2 separate regions of the Mus musculus genome follow, and region 1 is linked to region 2. Evidence: chromatin loops called from intact Hi-C (ENCODE). Cell type or tissue: gastrocnemius. All regions are shown on one strand.

Region 1 (8,000 bases), 230 kb after region 2:
TAATCCTTGAACAGTTCCACCAACGGAGGACTAAGCAATCAACTGTATGAGCCCATCGAGGCCATTCTCATTCAAACCATCACAAAGATCTTGAGGAGCCTTCTCTGGAGCTGTCTTAAGGGTTCTATTACTGTGATAAGATATGACCAGCAACAAGTTTCAGAGGAAAGTATATTTCAGTTTATAATTCCACAGCCCTGTGGGAAATCAGAGCAGGAACTCAAACAAGGCAAGAACCTACAGGAAGGAGCTGATGCAAAGGCCATGAAGAAGTGTTGTTTACTGACTTTTTCCCTGTGGCCTGCTCAACTTGTTTTCTTATATCATCTAGGATGAGAGGTGGTACCACCTCCAGTAAGGTGAATCAAGACAATTCAGTACAGACTTGCCAGGAATCTTATAGGTCCATTATCTCTAATAAATCCCATGTGACTCTAGCTTGCATCATGTTGACAAAATTAATCACTAAGGACAGTGGTTCCATAGCGCTTTGTGGACCACATTTAAGAGCTTTATTCTTAGGGGCTTGAGAGAAGCTCAGAGGTAAAGAGTGCTGGTAGCCAGGTGTTCTGGCTCAGAATATTAATCATGGTACTCAGGAGGCAGAGGCAGCCTCTGATATGTGAGTTTGAGGCCAACCTGGTCTATATAGGGAGTTCCAAAGCAGCCAGGGCTACATAGTCTCTCTCTCTCTCTCTCTCTCTCTCTCTCTCTCTCTCTCTCTCTCTCTCTCTCTCAAAAAAAAAAAAAAGAGTCCGTCCTGCTCTTGCAGGAGCCTAGAGTTCAGTTCCCAGGGGATTTGATGACATACTTTTCTGACCTCCAGGGTGCATACACACTAATTTTAAAAAGTCTTTTAATTATTTTTATTTTATATGTATGAGTATTTTGCCTGCATGTATGCCTGTGCCACATGTCTGAGGAAGCAAGAAAAGAGGGTGTCAGGTCCCTTGGATCTGGAGTTACAGATGTTTGTTAGCCTCCTGTGTGCTGGGAATTGAACCTAAGTGCCTTCGAAGAGCAGCCAGTGCTCTTAACTCCTAAGTCTTCTCTCCAGGTCCTGAAAATAAATCTGAAGATGATGAAGAAGAAGAGGAGGAAGAGGAGGAGGAGGGAGAGAAACCAAGATCTATATTCTCTGATTTGTTGATATGTGGTATAGAGTTTTGGTTTGTTGTTATTAAGAGTTTTGCTATGTAGCAAGGCTGGCCTCAAGCTTATCACTCATTCTATACTCTGTGAACGCTGGGAATATAGGCATGTACAACCACACCAGGATTGAGTGCCTATTGGAAGGAATCACATTATTTGCTGGCATACTTACATCTGTCCTCATTTTGAAAGTATATAGATAAAACTTTAGAGACTCACGTCAGGGTGGCTCTGCCTCTGACAACTCTGACTTAACAGCACGGGGAAAGGAATGGCAAAGAGGACCTTCCAGTGATCGTCCCGTGATGTATTAATGAGACAATATTTGGCTACTGAGGAAAATTCTGAGATCCAGTCCTAAAAGCTCACCATGAGTTGGTGTCTGATCTATACACCAAAGAATTTGTGCTTTAAATCTTGACACACACACAAGCTTATTACTTGGAAGTGAGAGAGGTTCTAATGAGTTTTCCTCCCGAGGCTCAGTTGGCAGTGGCAGACTTCCCGCTGGCCAGAGGACTATATTCTTCCCTCTATGCAACTTGAAAACGTTAACTTGGAGGTATCTGTCCAGCCATTTTCTTTGCCAATCTTGTCTGCCACTGTAGAATGCTTTAAAGTTTAAAGGACCAGGGTGGGAGTTGCCATTTAAAGACAAAATAATTCAGAAACTCAGCCCCAACTTAACACGGCAATCAGTGAACACTGACTGACTTCATTTCTTCAGATTGCTGAGTTCTCCATTCAGCTAGATACTTTTTTACAAAGTGATACAAAGAAGTTGAAAGCATTAACATGACTTTATAATAGCTTTAAATTTATTGCTGGTTTATAAAAGCCTCGATTCGATCAATCAAAGGCTTGCTATCCCAGCTATTCCTGTTTTGTTTTGTTTTCGAGATAGGGTTTCTCTGTATAGTCCTGGCTTTCCTGGACCTCACTCTGTAGACCAGGCTGGCTTCAAACTCAGAAATCTGCCTGCCTCTGCCTCCCAAGTGCTGGGATTAAAGGCATGCGCCACCACTGCCCAGTTTATCCCAGCTAGTCCTAAAGGATATAAGATCCATCAGAATATTTATAGAATAGTTTTACATATTCTATACATGGTTTTATTTTATTCTTTTAAAAAGAAATCTAAAGGGGCTGGTGAGATGGCTCAGTGGGTAAGAGCACCCGACTGCTCTTCTGAAGGTCCAGAGTTCAAATCCCAGCAACCACATGGTGGCTTACAACCATCTGTAACAAGATCTGACTCCCTCTTCTGAAGTGTCTGAAGACAGCTACGGTGTACTTACATATAATAAATAAATAAATCTTTAAAAAAAAAAAAGAAATCTGAAAACAAAACAACAGATAACCACCCAAAAAAGCCCACAAAGAGCTTAATCTATAATCCAGCACTTGGGTGGTTGATTCAATAAAATGGATGCAAGTTCAAGTTTAGCCTGGGCTACATAGTTCCAGGTCATTCTGGGCTACAGAGTGAAACCCTGTTTCAAACAAAGCAAAACAAAACAGGAGAAGCATCTAAAAGAAACTGACTAAATCTGAATTTTTTTCTTTGTTTCTCAGGGTCCCTTTATGAAAACAATCATCTTTAGTAACACATATCTGAAATTTTCTATGAGGTGTGTATAGGATGTCTGGGAGTTTTCTTCAAACTTTCTTCTGGATGTATTTTGTCCGGATCAGCTGGCCAGTCAGCTGATCACAGGAACTCTCTAGAAGGACCAATCTGGCTTTGGCTTTTGCTCTCCAAGTGCTGGGTTTTACAGGAATGCCCCACTACACCATGCTTTTTAGTTTTATTGATAATGATACTTAAGGACCTTTCAGAATGGTGGAACGCGTAAAATAGGGTTTACTGTGCCTAGACTGGAGATCTGAGGAAAATTAACTAGCTTCTTATTCCGAGAGTTAGTCTTGGGAAGTCGCAGAAAAGTTTGTTTTTTTTTTTTTTTTTTCTTTTTTCCGGAGCTGAGGACCGAACCCAGGGCCTTGGGCTTGCTAGGCAAGCACTTTACCACTGAGCTAAATCCCCAACCCCAGGAAAGTTGGATCTTAATTATGTAATAAGCCTTGGGAAACGGGGAGAGGAGTTAGGCTGGAAGGAGTCTCAAAAAGGTAAAGCACCCAAGACAAAGCAACTAGATTTGGTCTCTTTGGTTTTCTTACGAAGACATCGAACTCGCTTCATTTTCTCTGGGAATGTCCAGAGAATCTGGAGAGCCCCGCCAGAATCTAGCTTCTGAAGGGCCAGGAGACTCCATGGCAGCTAAGGGGCGGAGCAGTCTGCTGTTCCCGCCCCTTTCCTCCGAAGTCTAACTGGGATTGGTCGAGAGCGTGGCTAGCTGCGGATCCGGGGCCGGACTCTGGCCGACTACTACGCCATCTTGGGCTGTGCGAGCTGACTAGAGGTTCCGGGCGGTTTCGCTGGATAAAGGGACTGGGCGAGGGTCAGGTTGGAGCCCGGAGGCGGCGGGAGCAGCGGCGGCGGGGGCAGGATGAGCGCGGAGGCGGCGGACCGGGAGGCGGCCACCTCCAGCCGGCCCTGCACCCCGCCGCAGACTTGCTGGTTCGAGTTCCTGCTGGAGGAGTCGCTGTTGGAGAAGCATCTGCGCAAAGCCTGTCCGGGTGAGCGAGCGAGCGAGCGGGCGGGCGGGCGTGGTCTGCGGCCCGCTGCCTTCTGTCCCCCGCTGCCTGAGGCCTGGCCGGCGCCGCTGGGCCCAGCTCGACGGTGCCTCAGCCGGGAACGTCGCCGCGGAGCGTCTGCGGAAAGTTTCAGACAAAGGCTTTCGGTCTGCCGCGGTCCTCACAGCGAAGGGCGCCCGCACTCGCCGTGCGGGGGTCGGGTCGCCGATGTCGCACGGCCCTGGGGGTGACTTCGTGAGGGGAGAGCGGCTCTGCGGAGCCTAGAGCCGGCCGTAGCCTTCGGTTCATTCAGCCAGGGGATTGTGTATTTCACTGTTGAACCCCGAATTAATATAAATCCCCCGAAAACAGCTGCTTCGGCTGTTGTATAGGGATACCCGTGTTGGGCAAGGAACATGGCCCTTTTCCTCTTTCGGGCATTTTGGTAAAGGTACAATGTAAGGTCTTTACCTTTAGTTTGCTCAGTTCTCATCCGAATTTGGCCTTGTAGGAGACTACTTTGTGAAAAGTTGGCATCATTGGTGGGGCAGTTTTACCAAGTGTATCTCAGTGCTTTTAGAGCTTTCCTATTGACACATTGTTAGGGGCTAGGGTGCCAAGCCTCCGTGCTTAGCTCTTTAAATAGGTTGCGGTCCTTAGCGAAGCCTTCATTATAGTGAAGAAAGTGGCATTAGCCGCTACTTTACTGGTGGGAAACAAAGCTAGAGACAGTTCAATAAAAGACCCCTGTCAAAACACTACTTCTTTCCTCCAATTGGCATTGGTCTTATCTTGAACTGGGAACCTGTAATGCTTAGTTCTTCTCTGTGAAATGCTTTGTTATGAATCAGTTTTGAATCGTCCCCAGACCCTCTTGCTTATTAATTAAGCTGGCAAACGCCGATCTGCAGCTGTCTCTGACCACACCTCCAGATGTTTCGTGCCCCCCAAGTACCATAGTCTTTAGTATACGCGAATCCTTTTGCGTTTTTATAACGAAAACTTTAAGAATTTAATTTCTTTTAAATCCTAGATCCTGCACCAGTTCAGCTTATAGTTCAGTTTTTGGAGCAGGCTTCCAAACCTTCAGTTAATGAGCAAAACCAAGTCCAGCCTCCACCTGATAACAAGAGAAATCGCGTCCTAAAGCTTCTTGCTCTTAAAGTTGCTGCACATTTGAAGTGGGATTTAGACATACTGGAGAAAAGGTATAAAGCTGTAAATGGCATTACATTTGAAGCAGTGTTTGAATGTCTTTGTTTCTGTCTGGATTCTAATGTTTTTCTGATAGTGGCTTAAAATAAATTACTTTTCTGCATGTTCATGGCAAAACATTCAAGCATGTAAAGAAGGTATTAAGAAAGTAAACCTAGACATGTGTGTAGTCCCAATAGCCTGAGGCTGAGGCAGCAGGCTTACTAGAGCCCCCAAGTTAAGAGACCAGACAGGACAGCAGGGTAACTCAAACCATCCAACTCTGTAGGAAAGCTGCAGTAGATAAACCACCCTTTAAGGTAAAGAGAAAACTGTCTTCTTGTGGTACTAGAAATTACAGCCAGGGTCTCTGTTTTTTACCACTAGTAGCTGAGTTAATTATTGCTTCAGGCGTGGTAACATGAGAAAGTCCAGACTGAGTGCTGTAAATGTTTTGGTTAGCAGTTGATTTACTCTTGGATTTGTTACTTTTTGGCCAGGGATCATTGACGCCTCCCCAAACTGTTACCATCGCTACTCAAGTCAGCATTGACTGACTTAAACGCAAATAGTTCCAAAGGGATGCTTAGAAATTTACTTATTTTAATCCTTTCTTTCAATTTAAAAAATAAAAGGAGTACCTGAAGAACGTATAAAGACAGACATAACATTTTTGTGTATTTTTTTGTCCTGGTTTGCCCAGTGTTCTGGTTTTTTAGTGTCAGACTGAGCCTAAGCCTCAGAAGTGCTAGGGACGCAGTGCCACCAAGAGTGTCAACGCTTCCTTCTATTTTTATTATTTTTGTTTTGTTTAGAAATTCTGTTTTTTATTTGAACTTTTTTTTTTTTGGTTTATTTTATAGGTATGAATGTTTGGCCTACATGTATGTACATGTATCATGTGAGTGCCTTCAGAGATCAGAAGAGGGCATCACATCCCCTGAACTGGAGTTACAGATGGATGTGTGTGGTGGTAATCCAACCCACAGCCTCTGAAAGAGTAACACATGCTCTAACCACTTGAGCATCTGTCCAGTGCCTACCCACCCCCCCCTCTCTCTTTCTTTCTCTCTCTCTTTCTTTCTCTCTCTCTTTCTCTTTCTTTCTCTCTCTCTCTCTTTCTTTCTCTCTCTCTTTCTCTTTCTCTCTCTCTCTTTCTTTCTTTCTCTCTCTCTTTCTCTTTCTCTCTCTTTCTCTTTCTTCTCCTTTCTTCCTTCCTTCCTTCCTTCCTTCCTTCCTTCCTCTCTCTCTCTCTCTCTCTCTCTCTCTCTCTCTTTCTTTCTTTCTTTCTTTCTTCTTTCTTTCTTTCCTGACATAGGATCTTTTGTAGCTCTAGTTGACCATGATCTGGCTGTGTAACTGAAGGGGACCTTGACTTCGTGATTATCTTGCCTTAACTTCCCAAGTTGCTGACATTATGCATACCTAACTTGTTATATTTGTAAATCACGTTATTGTATCCTGTATAAGGTTTTGATTTGTATCTTTACCTAACATAATATTAGCTAGTTGGATATGGTGGTGTGTACACATAATCCCAGCACTTGGGAAGCTGAGGGAGGAAGAACCAGTGGTTCAAGGTCAGCCTGAGCTTTATAGCAAAACCAGCCTCAATTTCCCACCTCACCACAAACCACCACAGTGGCATTAGCTATCCTTCATTAGCAATAATTTAGTTTGTTTCCAGTTTTTTTTTTTCTTTTATAATTTGCTTTTTTTTAAAATTATTTATTTATTTATTTTATGAAAGTACACTGTAGCTGTCTTCAGACACTCCAGAAGAGGGCACCAGATCTTGTTATAGATGGTTGTGAGCCACCATGTGGTTGCTGGGATTTGAACTCAGGACCTTCGGAAGAGCAGTCAGTGCTCTTAACCACTGAACCATCTCTCCAGCCCATAATTTGCTTTTTTTTAAAGGCAGGGTTTCTGTTCATGAAACTTGTTCTGTAGACCAAACTGGCCTCAAACTCAGAGATCTGTTTCTTCGTCCCAATGTGCTGAGATTAAAGGTGTAAGCCACCACCACCCAGCCTTATTTATTTATTTATTTATTTATTTATTATTAGATATTTTCTTTATATACATTTCAAATGCTATCCCGAAAGTTCCCTATACCCTCCCTCCGCCCTGCTCCCCTACCCACCAACTCCCACTTCTTGGCCCTGGCATTCCCCTGTATTGGGGCATATAAAGTTTACAATACCAAGGGGCCTCTCTTCCCAGTGATGGCTGACTAGGCCATCTTCTGCTACATATGCAGCTAGAGACACAAGCTCTGGGGGTACTGGTTAGTTCCTATTGTTCCACCTATAGGGTTGCAGACCCCTTCAGCTCCTTGGGTGCTTTCTCTAGCTTCTCCATTGGGGGCCCTGTGATCCATCTAATAGATGACTGTGAACATCCACTTCTGTATTTGCCATGCACTGGCATAGCCTCATAGGAGACAGCTATAACAGGGTCCCTTCAGCAAAATCTTTCTGGCATATGCAATAGTGTCTGGGTTTGGTGGCTGATGGGATGGAGCCCCAGGTGGGGTAGTCTGTGGATAGTTCATCCTTTGGTCTTAGCTCCAAACTTTGTCTCTGTAACTCCTTTCATGGGTATTTTGTTCCCTATTCTAAGGAGGAATGAAGTATCCACCCATTGGTCTTCCCTCTTCTTGATTTTCTTGTGTTTTGCAAATTATATCTTGGGTGTTCCATGTTTCTGGGCTAATATCCACTTATCAGTGCGTACATATCATGTGAGTTCTTTTGAGTTACCTCACTAAGGATGATATCTTCCAGATACATCCATTTGCCCAAGAATTTCATAAATCCATTGTTTTTAATAGCTCAGTAGTACTCCATTGTGTAAATGTACCACATTTTTTGTATCCGTTCTTCTGTTGAGGGACATTTGCGTTCTTTCCAGCTTCTGGTTATTATAACTTTTTATTTATTTTATGTATATGGGTGTTTTTGATGGCATGAATGTCTATGCCCCACAAATGTGCCTGGTGCCCTTGGAAGGCAGAAAAG
Region 2 (8,000 bases):
GGTTCCAGAGCTGAACCCGTAAAGCTTGGCTGCCAAGTGCTTTTTATCCACTGAGTCATTTGCTCACTCCATCTTCTAAGTTTTCTAGAATGAAATTTACATGTGCAGTGCCAAGGGAAGCCAAAGGAAGCCAAAGGAAGGCACTAGATTCCTTGGAGCTAAAGTCACAAGCCATTGGAGGCTGCCTGCTGTCAGTGCTAAGAACCAAACTTAAGTCCCTCTGCAAGAGCAACAAGTGTTCTTAATCACTGAGCCATGTCCGGAGCCCTAAAGATTGCCTGACTGATTAACTGGTTGATTATTTGTAACTACATATATCTGTGTGTGTTGAGGGGAGTAGGTGCAGGTGATTCCAGGCACCCAGAACTGACCCTGGGTCCTGTGCAAGAACAGTACACACTTTTTCCCCCTAAGGTTTACTTTAGTTTTAATCATGTATGTTTGCACACATATGGCCATGGGGTAGGATCCCATGGAGCTGGAATTACAGCTGTGCACCTCCTGATACGGGTACTAGAAACAAAATCAGGTCCTCTGTAAGACTAACAGGTGTGCTTAACCACTGAATCATCTCTCCAGCCCCATTTTTAAAGGAATCGCAATACAAAGGGGTTTTTTTACCTTTAAATATTTATCTTATGTATCTGTATATTGCCCGCGTATATGTATGTACATCACATTCGTGGTACTGCACACATGCTGGTGCCTGAAGAGGTCAGAAGGGGGCATTTCAGCCCCCGAAACTGGAGTTACACAGCTGTGTAATCCCGGAACCTCTGCAAAAATAGCAAATGCTCTAAACTGCTGAGCCTTCTCTCCAGCCATTCAAACTACCACTAGTAATTCATCTAGAGCTTCTCTCACCCCTTTTAGGGATCCTCTGCGAAAGGTTAATCAAAGGTTAACTTCCCTATAGATTACAAATGTCTTTAGAAGCAACTCAACTTTCTTGTTTCATGTTTACGAACTGCCTCTCCTCCAAGACGTGCCTTGCATGCACTTCTTCCTCCTTGGTCCCACTGCAAAACCGATGGCATCACTTTAGAGCCAGGAAAAAAAAATGTCTGGTGTTGTATTTTCTTCCTGGTTTTGTCTGGTTTGATTTTTCTTTCTTTATTCCACAGTGCCTGAATGCAAGTCAGAGGAAATCCTCTAGAGGCAGTTCTCTCCTTTGATCAGAAGCCCCAGAAACCACACTGAAGTTCTCAGGATTGGCGTCAGGGGCTTTGCTCATGCAGCCATCTCACACACCTTGTTTTTGTCTGTCTTCTATGTCGCCCAGGGAGCCATGAGCTTGTACTTCTTCTCTAGATGTCCGGAATGCAGGCATGGCTCAGAATGTCATTTTACCTTAAGGTAGCCATGTCAGTTCAAAGAAACCACCTGACCTTTTACCATTGCTTATCTATAAAATGAAAACAACTTTCAAAACTAATAGATCAGAGAAAATTCCTTCAAATAACCAAAGCACTGTCCCTAGCTCAGGAAAAGCTCCAGGGATCAATTCCATCTGCTAACTAGCTTTCACTGCACCTCACTCACCCATTCTGACTTTGCTACCCATTTTCACTGACTTTTTTATTCTATGACTGACCAATTAATCTATCTAGCTTACTAATCATATAATCCCCCTGCTCAATAACGAAAGACTTCCAACAAAGAGTCTGTACTATTCTTGAACATTTAAGGCGCTCCAAGACATGGCCTGTCAGGCATCAATTCATACAGCTGGTCTGGGCATAACCTAACAGAAGACTGACGACAGCAGCCCTCCTTTCCCACAATCAAAGAAACAGTTCCCATTTTACCAAGATCAACTTAATATGTCACTTGCGTTAATGAAATCTCCCTTGATATTCACAAAGGAATAGCCTCTCACCAAAATTCTGTACCTTTATGTTCACAAAGAGAGCTAAATAAGTATCAACTAGAGTGTCCTACATCAGACACTGAATACGGACTTTGTTTGGCTGGGAATGGTGGCACCCACCTTTAATCCTGGTTCCAGGGAGGCTGAGGTAGGTGAATCTCTGAGTTCTAAACCAGCCCTAGTTCACACTGCAAGTTAGCCCCAGTCCAAAAAAAAAAAAAAGAATTTTGTTTGGTTTTAGTGCCTTTTGTTTTGTAAACTAAGTTGGGCTTTTTGGCTTTTTTGTTTAGTTTTGCTAGACAGGGTTTCTCTGCATAGTCCTGGCTGTCCTGGAACTCACTCTATAGATTAGGCTGGCCTAGAAATCACAGAGATCCACCTGCCTCTGCCTCCCAAGTGCTGAGATTAAGGTGTGCTTTGTGATTCAGTTAATGCCATTCATCCTCTACACTCCAGTGATTAGGCATTTTGGAGATAAGACTGTAAACTTCACAGGATTCCCAGTGTACCTCTTTACACAACATATTCTAACTCGAACCAAACATTTCTATACCTCTTACAAACCCCTACTCTTCCAAGATAAAGTCAAATGGGATTTTTTTTTTCTAAACCTTCAACCACTCCCGGAGAGTATTTTTTTAACCTGCTCTGTTTTCCTAGGATCCTTAATTTTTGTCTAAGAACGAAGGATAGAAAAGCCTGAAAGAATGACAAATTGCTTGGTAGACTAGTACTAGGTATGTATGCTTCTTCCAAAAAAAATTGTTTTAAGACAGACTCTTACTATGTAACCCTGACTGTCCTGGAACTTGCTATGAGAGTTCACTGGCCTCAAACTCACAAAGATCTGCCTACCTGGGCTTCCCAAGTACTGGGATAAAAAACATTAATGCCATGCCTGGTTCTTTCTTTAAATTTTATTGTTCTCTACTTCCATAAAGATGTTTGTTCTGGTAACAATTTTGCGTTTGGCAGCCATTTTGCGTTTTCTCAAGTCTGGCTGGAATTACATAGCCCAGCAGTCACTCATTCATTTATTCAAGAAAATGCAGCCGTACTCATTTCATTACTTCATAAGAGAACATTTTAAATCTCTTCTCATTCAGATGCTTATGTTTTCCTAGGTACGGTCTAAACCCAGGACATACAACCGAGAAAGAATAGGAGACACTCTACCCTACTTTCATGTTGTCATATTAAGAGTACAGTAGGGTTGGAGAGATGGCTCAGCGGTTAAGAGCACTGACTGCTCTTCCAGGGGTCCTGAGTTCAAGTCCCAGCAACCTCATGATGGCTCACAAGGAATCTGATGCCCTCTTCTGGTGTGTCTTAAGACAGCGACAGCGTACCCACATACATAAAATAAATAAATCTTAAAAAAAAAAAAAAAAAAGAATACAGTCTTCATAGAAACAAGACAATCCCCAAAGAATGACTCTCGAAATGATTAGGTTTCCGGTGAAACAAACAAATATGAGGCTTGTTCATTTACTCTCTCTTCCTCGCAGCCGAATTTCTCTGTGGACTTCGTTATAGTTCATTTTTGCGAATCTTCGTTAATTCGCTACATTCAGTACATTCAACTTAAGAATTCCAAGGCCTTTCAGGGACGCTAAAGTAATTCTGTACACAAAACTACGCAACACCCCACCTTCGTCCCCTGAAAACAACAGACTTGCTTTCTAATGACAGTCTTTAGTCCTTCAATACTGCATGATTCGCAAGTGTCCTCCACGCAAAGGAGATTCTCGTAGATCTGTCATGTCCTAATAGGTGAATTCCTTCCCAAACTATTGAAGTGCTATGACAAATTGAGCAATGAGACCGCCGTTAGAAGAGAGATAGAAGAGGACTTAGGATCCTGGATAGTCCGTACCCTGAGGGCATCCAGAACCCGACACTACTGTCAAAAACCAGATGCCCAAGCTCACGCCTGCATCCCACCCGAAGTACACCTGAGACCAAGGACCCTCCGCAGGACTCAACGCTGACAGGACAAACTGTCAGCAGCGCGACTGACTCGACTGAAGCCGCGGGCCCCAAATCAAAGCCGAGAAAGGCAGGGCCGCCGCCCAGGGCCACCGGGCTCGCACCGGGCTGGGGGAGGGGGTGTGGACCAGAGGACCCCCGCGCGCGCGCGACTGAGGGAGGACACCGCCCGGACGGCCCCCGACTCCGCAGCAGGGGTACCGGAACTGAGGGGCCGTGTCGAAATCGGGTCGCGAGGCCTTACCTCAGCGCTCGGATGTTTAAAAGTATCTAAAAATAGCAGCTCCATAGACGAGTCCACCGCCATGTCTGCCGCGGGCGGGGGACCGGGAGATGACTTCCGGGGCAGCTCTCCAACCTCCCAGGCCGAGGCTCCAGCTAGGGGGAAAACTGCAGTACTTCCGGTAAACAGGACGCTGTCGTCTCAAGCCTCCACCAATCCCATCGCAGCTTGCTGACTTAAGCCGTAAGCCCCGCCTCCTCCAGCGCGGCGGAGGGCGCCTTCTGCGAGCCCAAAGGGGCAGGGAAAAAAAAAAAAAAAGAGGGGCGGGGACTACGGTGTTTGCAGTGGTCCAAATCCCGTGGTTCTCCGGAGTAGCGGAGCCACGACGCCTGCGAGAGGCGATGAGTTCTAGAAGATAGGAAAGTGTGCCAAATCTAGACACACGGCACCGTATGCCTCCCACGAGGCATGCTCTCCAAACAAAACCATGCAATGAGGGAATCTGAAAAGACACTGTTTTCAAAGAGAAGAAAAGAGCACACACAAGGCCAGCCAGGAGTTGAATCCCAGCTTGAGCTACATGAGACCGTGTCTCAAAAAATGAGGGAAAGGGAGAAAGAGGGAGGGAGACAACTTGTCTCAGCAAACGAAAGGAAAATTTTCTCGTTTATGAAAATGTTAAATATGATGAATAATCCCACGAGCTGATTATGAGGATTAATTCTTATAAGGTTCAAAAAGGTATATAAATGAAACGTCACGAATATAAGAGAGAGCACAAAGTCTATTTCTGGCTGACAAGCAGTCTGCCAATTCCAGCATTTAAAGGACAAAGGAAGAGTTTGAGCTTCAGACCAGCCTAGACTACTACTCCGTGAGACCCTGCCTCAAAATAAAAAGTGTGTTTGTTTTAATTTTATGAATAGTTTCTCTGTCAAGTGCTGGACACTTGAAACTATACATAGTCCTAGGGAGTGTTAAGAAGGAATTTTTCTCTATTCTGGTCCTCTCAGGAACCACCCATCAAGACACAAAGTTGTAGCAAAACAAAAGCAGATCAGCAAAAGTAGGAACAGGCCATCAGGGAGAGAGTGGGGTGGATCAGCTCAGTGCCTAGGCTATCTCCCTCTCAGGGTTTATATAACTGTCTCTTTGTCGTGCTCTGCTGAGGAGGCTTAAAATGTCTCCATTCTCCTGTATGTTTGCCAGAATTGCTTTCAACTAGACACTGTCTATTCATTTGTTAGATTTGTTCAAGGTCTTGTATTTGATCTCATGACCTTCCCTTAGGACATTTTCTTCTTTTTAAAATTGAGGTTTCGGGGGCTGGTGAGATGGCTCAGTGGGTAAGAGCACCCGACTGTTCTTCCAAAGGTCCAGAGTTCAAATACCAGCAACCACATGGTGGCTCACAACCATCCATAACGAGATCTGACGCCCTCTTCTGGAGTGTCTGAAGACAGCTACGGTGTACTTACATATAATCAATAAATAAATCTTTAAAAAAATAAAAAAAATAAAAAAAAAATAAAATTGAGGTTTCACACTGAAGGCTGAGGCCAGGATTTTACAATAGACTGGCAGGCTATCTAAACAAGGAACAGGACTCAAGCTGTCTGTGGGATTCCCCTTTTACCGACGTTTTTCATGTCTATCTTCTGCTTAACAAGACTATGTGGGGAGGGAACAGCAAGTAAACGTGCATATTCTTCTCCCTCAGCTAGGAAAAACAAAAAACAAAACCAAAGAAATACCTTTAAGTCTAAAAGTCCACTCATACTCTTGTTTTTCTCCAGTTCTGGAAATCAAACCTAGGATCTTGAGGTTAGGCAAGTACTCTAAAAGGATCTATATCCCTAACCCACAATTTTTTTAAGCCAGTTAAGTAGCCCAAGCTGATGTGAAAATTGTACATCTCCTATTTCCACCTCCCAACGTTGGGATTCCAGGGATGTGCCCTTTTTAAGAGCAGTTTTACAATAAATTTCACAGACAGTATAGAGAGATCCCATATTTTTCTTTCCCCACCCCAAGTCCCCTTCTATTAATAACTTGAAGTAAGATTGTACATATATTACAATTGATCAGCCAATATTGATATATTATAATTACTGAGTATTGTACAGTTTTGACAAATACATCATTATCGATCCAAGGATACAATCTCTCATGAAATAATTTGTAAGCTTTTCAATTCTCTCTTCTTCCTAAGAGATAGGAGTGTGTGTGTGTGCGTGCACTTGTGTGTGGAAATTTTTGTGTGAATATAAGTTTTCATCTCATTAAGCTCAATATTTAGAGTAATCATGGGACCATATGATAAAAGGACCATCTATATAAGAAACTACCAAACTGTCTTCTAAATATTTATCTCATTTTGCACTTACCCAGCATTAAGAGTCAGTGTTTTAGATTTGTCTATTCTAATATGTACATAGTATTAGCCCACTGTCTAATCTTGCAATTGTCTAATGACATATTTATTACTTTGGAAGGGTATTTATGTCTTTGCCACCCATACATATTTGGCAAGGACTTACTTTTTTAAAATTTGTATTACACTTATTTGATTGACATAGAAGAACAGGTACTCTTATTCACAGAAAATGTTCCAAGATTCCAAGTGGATACAATCCTACATATGTGATATTTTTTCCATATATATGGAAATGTAATGTCTTTTCCGTCATAACTATGCCCTCCCACCACTTCCCTTTTTCCCTCTTGCTCCAGTCCTGTTCACTCGCTTTGGCCCTGTTCACTCCAGCCCATAGGTCTTTTTTAAATTTGTTTCTCATTACAGATGGTTGTGAGCCACCATGTGGTTGCTGGTATTTGAACTCATGACCTCTAGAAGAGCAGCCAGTGCTCTTAACCGCTGAGCCATCTCATCAGCCCAACAATGTTCTTTTAATACACTGCAACTCTTGCCATTGAAATAGCCATGCAAAACTACCACAAAATTTTTTCTTTTGATGGCTAGAAGATGTGATCTTAACCATGTCTTAGCTACTGTTCTATTGCTGTGAAGAACCACAAGCAAGGTCTCTTATAAGAAGAAGTCATTTGGGGGTGGCTTGCTTACAGTTTCAGAAGGTTAGTCCATAATCATTGTGGCAGGAGGCAGAGCATGGTGTTAGAGCAGTAGCTGAGAGCTTTATATCCTGATCCACAGGCAGCAGGTAGAAAGTGAAACCCTAGCCTGGGAGGGGCTTTTGAAACCTCAGAGCTCAACCTCAGTGACACACCTCATCCAACAAGGCCACATCCCTGAATCCTTCCCAAACAGTTCCACTAACTGAGGCCCAAGTATTCAACTATAGGAACCTATGGGGCAGGGGGAAGACATTCTCATTCAAACCACTATCGCACAGATTTTAGCAACCTCAGCAAAGTTTTTCTTTCCTAACAGCATTTTCCTTTTCAATTAAAGGAAGCAACTTATGACTTAACTTTAAAATGTTCAGACTGTTGAGCATTACTACTGGCCACAATTAATCTTCTTGATCAACTTGACTAGATTTAGAATCACTATGGAAATATACCTCTGGTGTGTCAATTGTGGTATTTCTAGGTTTAACAGGGAGAGGAGACCCATCCTGAATGTGGGAGTCCCAGACTAAATAAAGAGAAGTCAAGCTGAGCACAGGAATTCATCTCTCTGCCTTCTGGTTACAGACATAATGTGGTTGCTGCCACACCTTTTCTTTCTTGTGGCCTATACTCCCTTAAACTATGAGCCAAACTAAGTCTTCACTTGAGTTAGATCAGTAAGGAAGGGAACTTGCTGCCAATCCTGCTGACACAATTCAGTCCCTGGGGTGCCTGGAAGAAGGAGAAAATCAACTCTAAAGTTCTCCTGCCTCCAAACACATGCCACATAAGCTGTGGTATTCATGTACACACACGCACACACGC

What was found. Peaks named below come from ENCODE experiments on the same cell type or tissue, not always from the same donor. Only the 100,000 strongest peaks of a DNase experiment are listed, where the experiment ranks them.
Region 1: a loop joins it to region 2, with 2.3 times the contacts of the local background. A loop is called at or near these places in 2 of 42 quality-filtered maps.

Annotation. Positions count from the first base shown.
Region 1 is chr4:11,249,767-11,257,766 of GRCm38, reverse strand. Ints8 (integrator complex subunit 8) reads left to right here and starts at 3,508. Exons shown (of 27, transcript NM_001159595.1): 1 at 3,508-3,786; 2 at 4,817-4,991. The coding sequence starts at 3,657. In gastrocnemius, a CTCF peak has its summit at 3,719; DNase peaks (open chromatin) are centred at 3,513 and 4,360; H3K4me3 peaks cover 3,091 bases; H3K27ac peaks cover 2,667 bases.
Region 2 is chr4:11,482,209-11,490,208 of GRCm38, reverse strand. It overlaps Virma (vir like m6A methyltransferase associated), which reads right to left and starts at 4,251. Exons shown (of 24, transcript NM_001347055.1): 1 at 4,104-4,251. The coding sequence starts at 4,166. In gastrocnemius, no CTCF peak of the experiment used is centred here; a DNase peak (open chromatin) is centred at 4,302; H3K4me3 peaks cover 2,022 bases; H3K27ac peaks cover 1,586 bases.